Linked DNA regions of Homo sapiens: region 2 is linked to region 1. The links are chromatin contacts, found by Hi-C or POLR2A ChIA-PET in ENCODE. All regions are on one chromosome and are shown on one strand. The core of a region is the stretch at or near the end of the contact, and the rest is flanking DNA. Distances in the headings are between cores, read along the strand shown.

What was found. A loop is a pair of places that touch in the nucleus more often than their neighbours do. ChIA-PET counts read pairs that join two places held with the same protein, here RNA polymerase II (POLR2A). Pooled maps may share reads with other maps.
Region 2: a map of PC-3 shows a loop between it and region 1 (5-fold over the local background). The contact joins two enhancer-like sites. A Hi-C loop is called at or near these places in 15 of 168 maps with a recorded cell type or tissue (CD4-positive, alpha-beta T cell, CD4-positive, alpha-beta memory T cell, Calu3 and 8 more), 27 of 37 single-sample maps with no recorded cell type and 15 of 50 pooled maps. POLR2A ChIA-PET finds 5 or more read pairs at or near these places in 9 of 52 experiments (A673, B cell, CD4-positive, alpha-beta T cell and 6 more).

The regions. Positions count from the first base shown.
Region 1 is chr14:68,249,254-68,253,548 of GRCh38, reverse strand. All of the region lies in intron 7 of RAD51B (RAD51 paralog B), which reads right to left. Among named protein-coding and RNA genes, the nearest start is that of RAD51B, 430 kb to the right of the region's middle. Within about 2 kb of position 1,953, at least 7 of the 41 ENCODE cell types and tissues checked have a DNase peak (open chromatin) inside an H3K27ac peak, as active enhancers do; they include B cell, OCI-LY7 and PC-3, where a contact is called at or near this core.
Region 2 is chr14:68,504,870-68,509,164 of GRCh38, reverse strand. It overlaps a transcript of RAD51B not described here. Among named protein-coding and RNA genes, the nearest start is that of RAD51B-AS1, 180 kb to the left of the region's middle. RefSeq lists enhancers at 2,076-2,639, 2,640-3,203, 3,176-3,235, 3,204-3,767. Within about 2 kb of position 2,269, at least 20 of the 41 ENCODE cell types and tissues checked have a DNase peak (open chromatin) inside an H3K27ac peak, as active enhancers do; they include B cell, OCI-LY7 and PC-3, where a contact is called at or near this core.

The sequences.
Region 1 (4,295 bases), core at 704-3,203:
GCATATAAATGATTCCACAAACAAAATTAAAAGGCAAATGAGAAACTGGGAAAAATAACTGAAACAAATATGAGACAAAAGGTTAATAGCCTTACTGTATAAGCCAATACAAAAACACACATTAACATTCCAATAGAAACGCGAAGAACAGAAAACTAAACAAACATTCACAAAAGACAAAACACAACATACAGAAAAATTTTTCCAAAAGAAAGGTTGAAGGATGTGAGGAAATATCTTAAGTATAATGTTACATGAAAAAAAAAGCTACAGATGGCATGATACCAATTTTGTTAATAAACAAATACACTGAAAAAATCTGGAAATAAATATACTACAGTATTAAAGGTATCTCTGGATAGACAATTATGACTAAGTGATTTTTATTTCTTCTTTATATTTTTCTGCCTTTTGGAATGGAGAATTTGACCAAATTTACAATGAGGAACATTCTTTTTTTTTTTTTTTGACGGAGTCCTGCTCTGTTGCCCAGGCTAGAGTGCAATGGCATGATCTTGGCTCACTGCAACCTCCGCCGCCCAGGTTCAAGTGATTCTCCTGCCTTAGCCTCCTGAGCAGCTGAGATTACAGGCACACACCACCATGCCTGGCTAATTTTTTTGTACTTTTAGTAGAGTCGGGGTTTCGCCATGTTGGCTAGGCTGGTCTCGAACTCCTGACCTCAGGTGATCTGCCTGCCTTGGCCTCCCAAAGCGCTAGGATTACAGGAGTGAGTCACCACACCTGGCTACATTCCTTTTTTAAGAAAAAAAGAACATATAACATTGCTTGAAATAGTGAAACATTGCTTGAAATAGTGAAAAATTAGACGCCACCTAAATATCCATCAATAACAAATGGGTTTGTATGTATATATTCAGTATGACTTAATAGGCAGCTGTTAAAAAAGAATAAAGTGTATTTTTTCCTGCAATGTTGTTATACAAAAAGAAACAAGTTGCAAAACAGTTTATATAAGTGTGACCCTATTAAAATACCATGTATGTTTCTCCATTGTTTGGCAAAAGACATGTGTGTGCACATACATGTGTGTATGAGTGATGGACGGAAGGGTGGTGAAGAAGTAGGGAATAAAGTAAGGCTTGGAGGAGTGTATTGAATCTCCAGAATATAAGCTAGGACCATATTTAAATGTCAATTCAAAAATACACATCCCAGCTAGATTTACATAATTTTAGATGGCTCTTATTTCTCCCTCTTCCATTCATATAATTTCTGAAGAGGTTGGGATAAATAATAGGGAAGACCCACATTTGAGTCTCTATACAGAGAATATTTCCAAGACAATCAGAACGTAATCATTCTCTAAAGCTCAAATTTCCACAGCTAAAATGTAATTTTAAACTTCACCACCTTGTTTCAAAATTTAGCTGCCTGGTTATAGGTATACTCAACTCCTGCAGGCTGTAGGATTAAAAGAGGAATGAAGGATCTTGCTCTTTTGTACAAGTTGCAAAAGACCCTTTAGAAATAAGGGACTCAAAAAGAAAGGCTATTGGCTGTGAAAGACATTCCTCTTAAATCTCAATTAAAACTAGTTCCTTCCTGCACCTTACAAATTATGAAGGCTTCCCCAAATGGCAGACAGGTCAATCTTGATGTGCATGACTGAGATAACATGGCTGAGTGATAACTTTGTTCAGTCATAACGGACACTGGTGTTTTTTTCCTGTAACATTACAAAATGGAGAATTTTTACATAACTGTATTAGCATGTCATCTTTAAACAACACTATTCTGTCTCACCATCAAACAAATGGTATTTCATACTTTGACAAGGGCTGAGATGGAAAAGCACAGCACTGAAAGTTGGAAAAAGTTCAGTAGAGAAATGAGCAAAGATGTTGGACCCAGCCGAGCAAAGATAATGGACCCAGCAGACATGGAGGCAACTGAAATTAATCTGCACACCTAGAGGAACAGATGTGACACCTGCAGGATGCTTCAGACTAAAGCTCATCATGGGAAAGTCTCTTTTCTTAAAATTATTTCCTTTATTTTGTTTTCCCCAACATTAGAGTCAAAAGGACAACTCCTCCACATTCCTTCAAAAGCTTTAACAGGTTTCAAGTTGTTTACCAGCATTTAAAATAGAAAAAGGACTGGGACCTCTTTCCTTGTATAGCTACACTCTCCTCTAAAAAAAACACACGCTTGGCTCTTTTCACCTCCTGCTTTTAAGAAGGAATTTTAATGGGCCGGGGCTCATCGAGGTGCATAAACTCAGGAGGGAGGAGCACAATGGTAAATTATACCTTGCAAAGAGTCAGAGCCCACTTACTGCTGCCAGTGATGTTAAGTCCATAAGCAAAATCTTTTTTTTTTTTAATTCCTCCTTGAAAGGTGCAACAGAAGAAGATGAATCACTTCTTTTTTTCCCCTGGATCTGTCATACAAGAATCAAGGACTTGTCAATGACTCCAAACAGCAGGGCCTTGACAACTAGTCAAAGACAAAGTTGTTTTGTCCAGCATCTCTCCTTTCTCTGGAAGCATTTTCCTCCCAATTAATATAAGTTATGAGGCTGCACTGAAGAGCTCAATAAACTGACACTGAAGGACATAAGTTGCTTTTTTACACTGAAAACCATGGTAAACTGATATATACAGCTTGTGTCCATGAAGGTGGAGGTGCCAGAACTTCTGGTAACCTCTGGCTGCATCACTGCTGCTGCACTGGGGCAGTCTTGCATTTTCTGATATTCTCTCCCTTCCTGGGAATGTTCCATAACCCTCAGCTCTACTCTCCTTTTTTCTTCTGTTAGACCCCAGACCCTCAGGTATCTGGTTTAAGCAGTCATTGAGATGTAGGTATGAGGCCCTCAGTGAATTAATGCCGGTTGTCCTGGGGCTGTGAGCAGGCCAGGGCAACACCCATAGGCCTGTTCCCAGGGGATTTAGGGGAAGATTTTACCTATTTTGGATATGCTTCTTTTTCTCCTTAAAACAATAATAGCACTACCATTGTGTTGTTCATTTTGGAAACACAAATCCAAAGAATTCTATAATATTTGAAAACATCTACTTAAAGGAATTGATGAAATTGTGATTGTTTCCCTTAAAAGTAAACTGTATAGCTTGATATCTCAGGCATTATAGTAAGAAAATTAAGCTTCTTGACTCAGAAACAAATATAGAAACAAGCCATGACTCATTTTTACCATCATTCTATTCCAGAAACTTAAAAGCATAGCCTGCATAGTGAAGATCCACATAAAAATGCAGGCACATTTGCTGCAGTGCTAAGAGCAGAAGATATCAATTAATTAGAGAAGTGTAAAAATAAAGACAGGACGAATGAGGGGGACTGGTAGGGAGACAGGAAGAAGGAGTGACAAACAACAGCAAAAATATCTTAAATAAATAATTCAGAATGGATGCTAAATACAAAAGTGGGAGCCAAGCCAGACTAAAGTTCAGATGCATCTAGGGTTACTTTGTGCAACACATTTATTCACTAAAGCGCCAAAGCAGCTATTAGAGGAAACAATAAAGAGGCCCTCTCCCCTGGAAATTTGAGTCCTGCTTTGGAATTTTTATGACATTTCTTCCTTAACAAACAAGAAGGTCTCACCACCTTCCCCTGGCTTCAAAGCCTCACTATGGCGGTGGCCTGAGATTAATATCCTTGGTCTGATTTATATATGTTGTTTGAGGTATTTTCAAAAGTCATGTAGTTTATGAAAGAATTGCAGCTCTAGCAGGCAAACAAATAAACAAGACCCCCATATCTCTAACCTACAGGATTGCCCTGATTACCATGACTCACTTGGTCATTTCAACAATGCCCTTTCATGTCACCAGGGCTGTGTGTGCAAAATTAGGACACTACCTGGACCTCCAGCTAAACACTAAAAAATACTCTAGGATTCCCAGTCGGAAAGTGGTGAGGGTGTGATGTAAGTATGTGTGTAAAACTATAGTCCAGTTGGTTTTTGTTTTATATAACAAGTGGGTTCCTGAAAAGTCAAGATTTAAGTACTTTTTTTTGTAGATTAAAACATTTACAATTCACATCAGAAGCTCACTATTTAATGAAATCCGATTGTGGTTCCAGTTACAAAGAACGCTTTTGTAATTAAAATACAACCTTTTTGTTTGATCGATTTTATACATTCAGACTTGGTTTTACAGGAGTTTCTTAATGTAGGGTATACTTAGAGTATTATTACTAGTTGGTAAGTATTGTTTTGTTTTAATGCTATTCTTTTCTTTTTCAGCAAAAATCCAAAGAAGTATTTCCGCAGCCCAAGTTCATACTCTTCACAACATGAA
Region 2 (4,295 bases), core at 1,020-3,519, 260 kb before region 1:
AGACTACACTCACCCCTTGAAAACCACCTTTATCCAGGCCCAGTGGCTGGTGAGCCCAGGCCCTCTGGCCCTAGCTGGGCCCTCACTCAATCAGGACCCAGGGCCCCCTATTTTCCCAGTGTGCCTCTAAGACAGCTCTTGCCTTCAGGCACTTCTAGGCTAGCGGGGCAGAGACAGAAAGGGGAGGATTATGATTGCATGGCAGGCACAGTGATGGAGAGCCACAAGTGGTGCTTCAGGAGGACAAAGCAGGGTCACCTTGCCCTTCCCTAAAAGCAAACCCCTTTGTAGGGAACCCTGGGTGAAGGGCCTCCAGTGGAAATGCTATTCACTAGAAATGCAAGTGGGCACCCTTCCAAGGCTTTCAGGGGCTAAAAAAGTGTTGGAATCATTCTGGGGACAGGCGGGGAAGCCAAAGAAACTGGTACCCTCTCAGAGATGAGACTGGCAGGTAAACTGATGACACCAAGGAAGCTGCTGCCTTGGAGCAGTAGGAGTTCTCCCCACGGGAACCATTTCCTGCAGGACCAGGCCTGGGGTGGAGACCCTTCCAGACAGGGTAGGAGGTCACCCCAGGCTGCAATCTCAGTGGTCTGGAAGCCCATGAAGGCTGGTTATGTCTGGGCCTTGAATAGAATCATAGACAAGCAGGGTGCCACGCTGGCTTGCGTAGAATGTTGACTCTGCAACGGTCTCTAGCTAACAGGAGCTGAAAGTTCCTACAAAGGATAGCGAGTGGCCTGTACCTCACTGTCTCTATTTCCATTGCTGTCCCCAGGTCCCCGTTCCTTGGTAAGCTTCTCCTTGAACTTTAGGCAGCACCTCAAAGCAGTTTCAGAATTCACTGAGGAGCCATGGGTCCCAGTCTTTAGAGTCCTGCTATTGTTCAGAGGTCTCCAAGTGACTAGATGTTGTGAATTGCCAGAGGGTGGCAGAGGACTCCAACCAAGCAGGGACCAAGTATAAAGCAAACTTCCATCACCATCAACAACTGGAGCCCTGCACTGGACCAGAACAGAGCCTGGGAAATGACCCCATCAGCATCTTTGGGTCCCCTCATCATGGAGACTCCCCTCAGAAATAGTCTTCAGCAGGGTTAAACCCTTGGCCAGATGGAGAAATAGCACGACACCTCTGGCTTCTGCTTCCCAGGGAGCGTGTAGTGGATCCCCTGGCACCCTCTGCTTCCGACGGTACAAAGGTTGTGGGTGTAAACCTCAAAGCTCTGTTTTGTCTAGACTTGGTTTCCGGGTGGGTTCAGGCTCTCTGCTCCATGGAACCCAACAGCCAGGAGATTTGTGCCACTGCTTCCTTGAGTCTAGACTGGCGGAGGAGCAGGGGCTCATGACTATAACATGAACGTGAACCGTGGATCAAAGTGGGTGTTCAAGACAGCTGATTGGACAAGGTCCTGAGCTATGCTGAGGAGTGATGCTGGCACTTTGGTAATGCAGTGGAATGGAATATTCCATGGTTAATTAGCAGTCACTGAGTGTCTATTGTGAGCTGGTCACCATCTGGATGAACAAACTGGCAAGTAGACTCTGAGGAGGTCACGTGCCCAGGAGTTTGTTTAGAGAGTGCAGTTTCTTCTCATATTGAGGTGTGCAGAATGTTCGCTTACAGGTGTGTGATCATGGGGTTGGGTCAAACTCCTCAACTTTCCTATGGAATGCCAGTCCTAGGACCCTCTGCAATCTGAAGCCCTCACACAAAGAACAGAGTATTTATGTCAAACTCTACCCTTCTGTGCTACCAAACAAAGCTGAGCCAGAATAAAGCAAAGTGAAAAAGCTCATAAACACTTCCTGGGGCTGGGCTCACAAAGTAAAGCTCAAAGAAGAACAAGCCAGATGCGTTTCAAACCCATAAACACACACGAGGACACCCGAGCTGCCACTGGCCCGAGCAGATTGGGTGCTAAAACAGCACTGGAGCAATGAAGGAGGGGGTCATTCTAAAATTAGAGCTCTACTTTCTCTCCCCTCTGAACATATATGAGTGGAATTATGGATTAATATTGAAAATTGATTTCATGTGTACTTCAAGAGCACCTGTGCGGTGATGCCCACACTCCCTCCCCACCCCCTCCACATACACACTCTCCCTCAACTCACCCCGGAGACCTAGAGCTTTTGCTACCAAGCACATCTTGTGTCCTGTATAAACAAGGGCTGGTAACTAGTACAGGAAATGAACTTCACAAGCATTGAATGTGTACCCACCTGTGGTATGGGGAGTTGCCAGATTTTTTTCTAACTGAGAATGTTCACAGAATCTCGAAACTTTCTTTCAGCTTCCCCCTCTGCACACTTGAGTGTGGGCGCCTACCATGTGTGCACACATACCCAAGCACAAAATTTCCCTCAATTTCCCCCAAGACATATCAACAATGAGATGTGCCCATACATACACGGGCACACAGCCAGCCATTCCCAAACCTTCTCCTTTGTCCCCCCCACCCGCCTTTCAATGTATAAATGAGAGCGCCTAGGTGTGCTGGTGCTGCCCCTCCCTGCCTCGGACACATGCAGAACTTTGCGCCCACTCAGCACGATCCAGCACACAGGAGCTGGGGAGCCAAGGATGTTTATATTCCCACGTGTGCACCGGCGTGCACGCACACATGCACGCGCACGCACAGCCACATTCCAGCTGGCCCCAGTACAGCTGTGACAGGCCTGGGTCTGTTTGCCATTGTTTTCCTTCGCCTCTAACAGGCGTTCATGCAACAGAGAGGAGGTCGTGAGAGGTTTCCACCACGTTTTGTAGCATTTACCCCGAGCCTGAGTGTTGGGGAGGTGGCTTTTGAGAATGAGCTATGGGTGGCAGGGTGGAAAGCAGAGACAAAGGCATTCCTTCCCATTTCCTGCCTGAGCTTCACTCGCTAATGTGCACTGCTCTGGATTGTTCAGAGATTTCTTTATGTGTCATCCTGTCTGAAACCTGGCTGGGAGGACGGAGGCTCAGCTAAAGAATTTCTGGAAGTTCTGTCTCAAGGTCCTGCTTTGTCACCTCTTATTACTACAACTGTTCTAGGCCCAGGCTGCCTGGGGGCACACTGTGTCCTGAAAGCCTGAGTGGCAGGCCCCAGCCACATAAGCAAAGACACATTTGGGTAGAAACTGAAGGAGATAAAAATGGACCCCAAGTGGCCACTATCCCTCTAGGGATTTTGGCCCACAAGAAAAGCTGGTATATAAAGAATTCCCCACCTGACCCTCAGCAGCAGTGAATGTTCTAATGATTCCCTCAGCAGTACATATGCAAAGTGGATACTGTCTTTGCACTGACAATAAGATTGGCTAATCTGGCTGGGCGCGGTCGCTCACGCCTGTAATCCCAACACTTTGGGAGGCCGAGGCGGGCGGATTTCCTGAGGTTGGGAGTTCGAGACCAGTCTGGCCAACATGGTGAAACCCCATCTCTATTAAAAATACAAAAAAGTTGGCCAGGCATGGTGGTGCATGCCTGTAATCCCAGCTACTCGGGAGGCTGAGGCAGGGGAATTGCTTGAACCAGAGAGGTAGAGGTTGCAGTGAGCCGAGATCATGCCACTGCCCTCCAGCCTGGGCAACGGAGCGAGACTCCGTCTCAAAAAAAAAAAAAAAAAAAAAAGATTGGCTAATCTACAAGTTCATTTGTTATTTCTAAGAGCCAGATGGGACTTAATGCATCTAAGACACTAACAAACCCAGAGTTCTTACTGTGTGGATCTGGACAGAGCGGGCAGCTGACAGATTTCTCACTGTGCCCCACTGAACTGTGGCAAGGGACTGGCTAGAAATACATGTACTTTGTCTGCAGCCATTGCTTGCAAACTACCCCACTCACCTCTGTGGCAGAGTCCTTTCTTCAAATAAAATCTTACTAGAAAGCCCAGTGTACAAAACTGATCAAAACAGTCTCTCTGGTTACAGGGATGAATTAGCTGTGTGTGTGCGGGCATGGGGTGTCCCCATCTGCTCCTGCTCCATCCTCGTGCTCCCTCCATCTATACTTCAGGGAATCTCCGTGGGGTTCCTTGGATCCCAGGTTGAAAACTGTTATCACAATGCAGGCCCCTTCTTGTAACAATTGTCAAACTTCGTACCCAAGAAAACACGTAATGACAAAGAGCTGCTAGGAATTTAACGGCCTTTCAAATTCGCCTGAGTTTTACATACTATGGATTTCAGCTGCTGCCCATGTTTGGTGTGGCACTAAGAGTTATGGACCCCTTGCTGAAACGCCCTGGCCTCTTGCAGGTCTGCAGTTCACAAATTAGGAATAACTGTACAGAAATTAAGAACAAG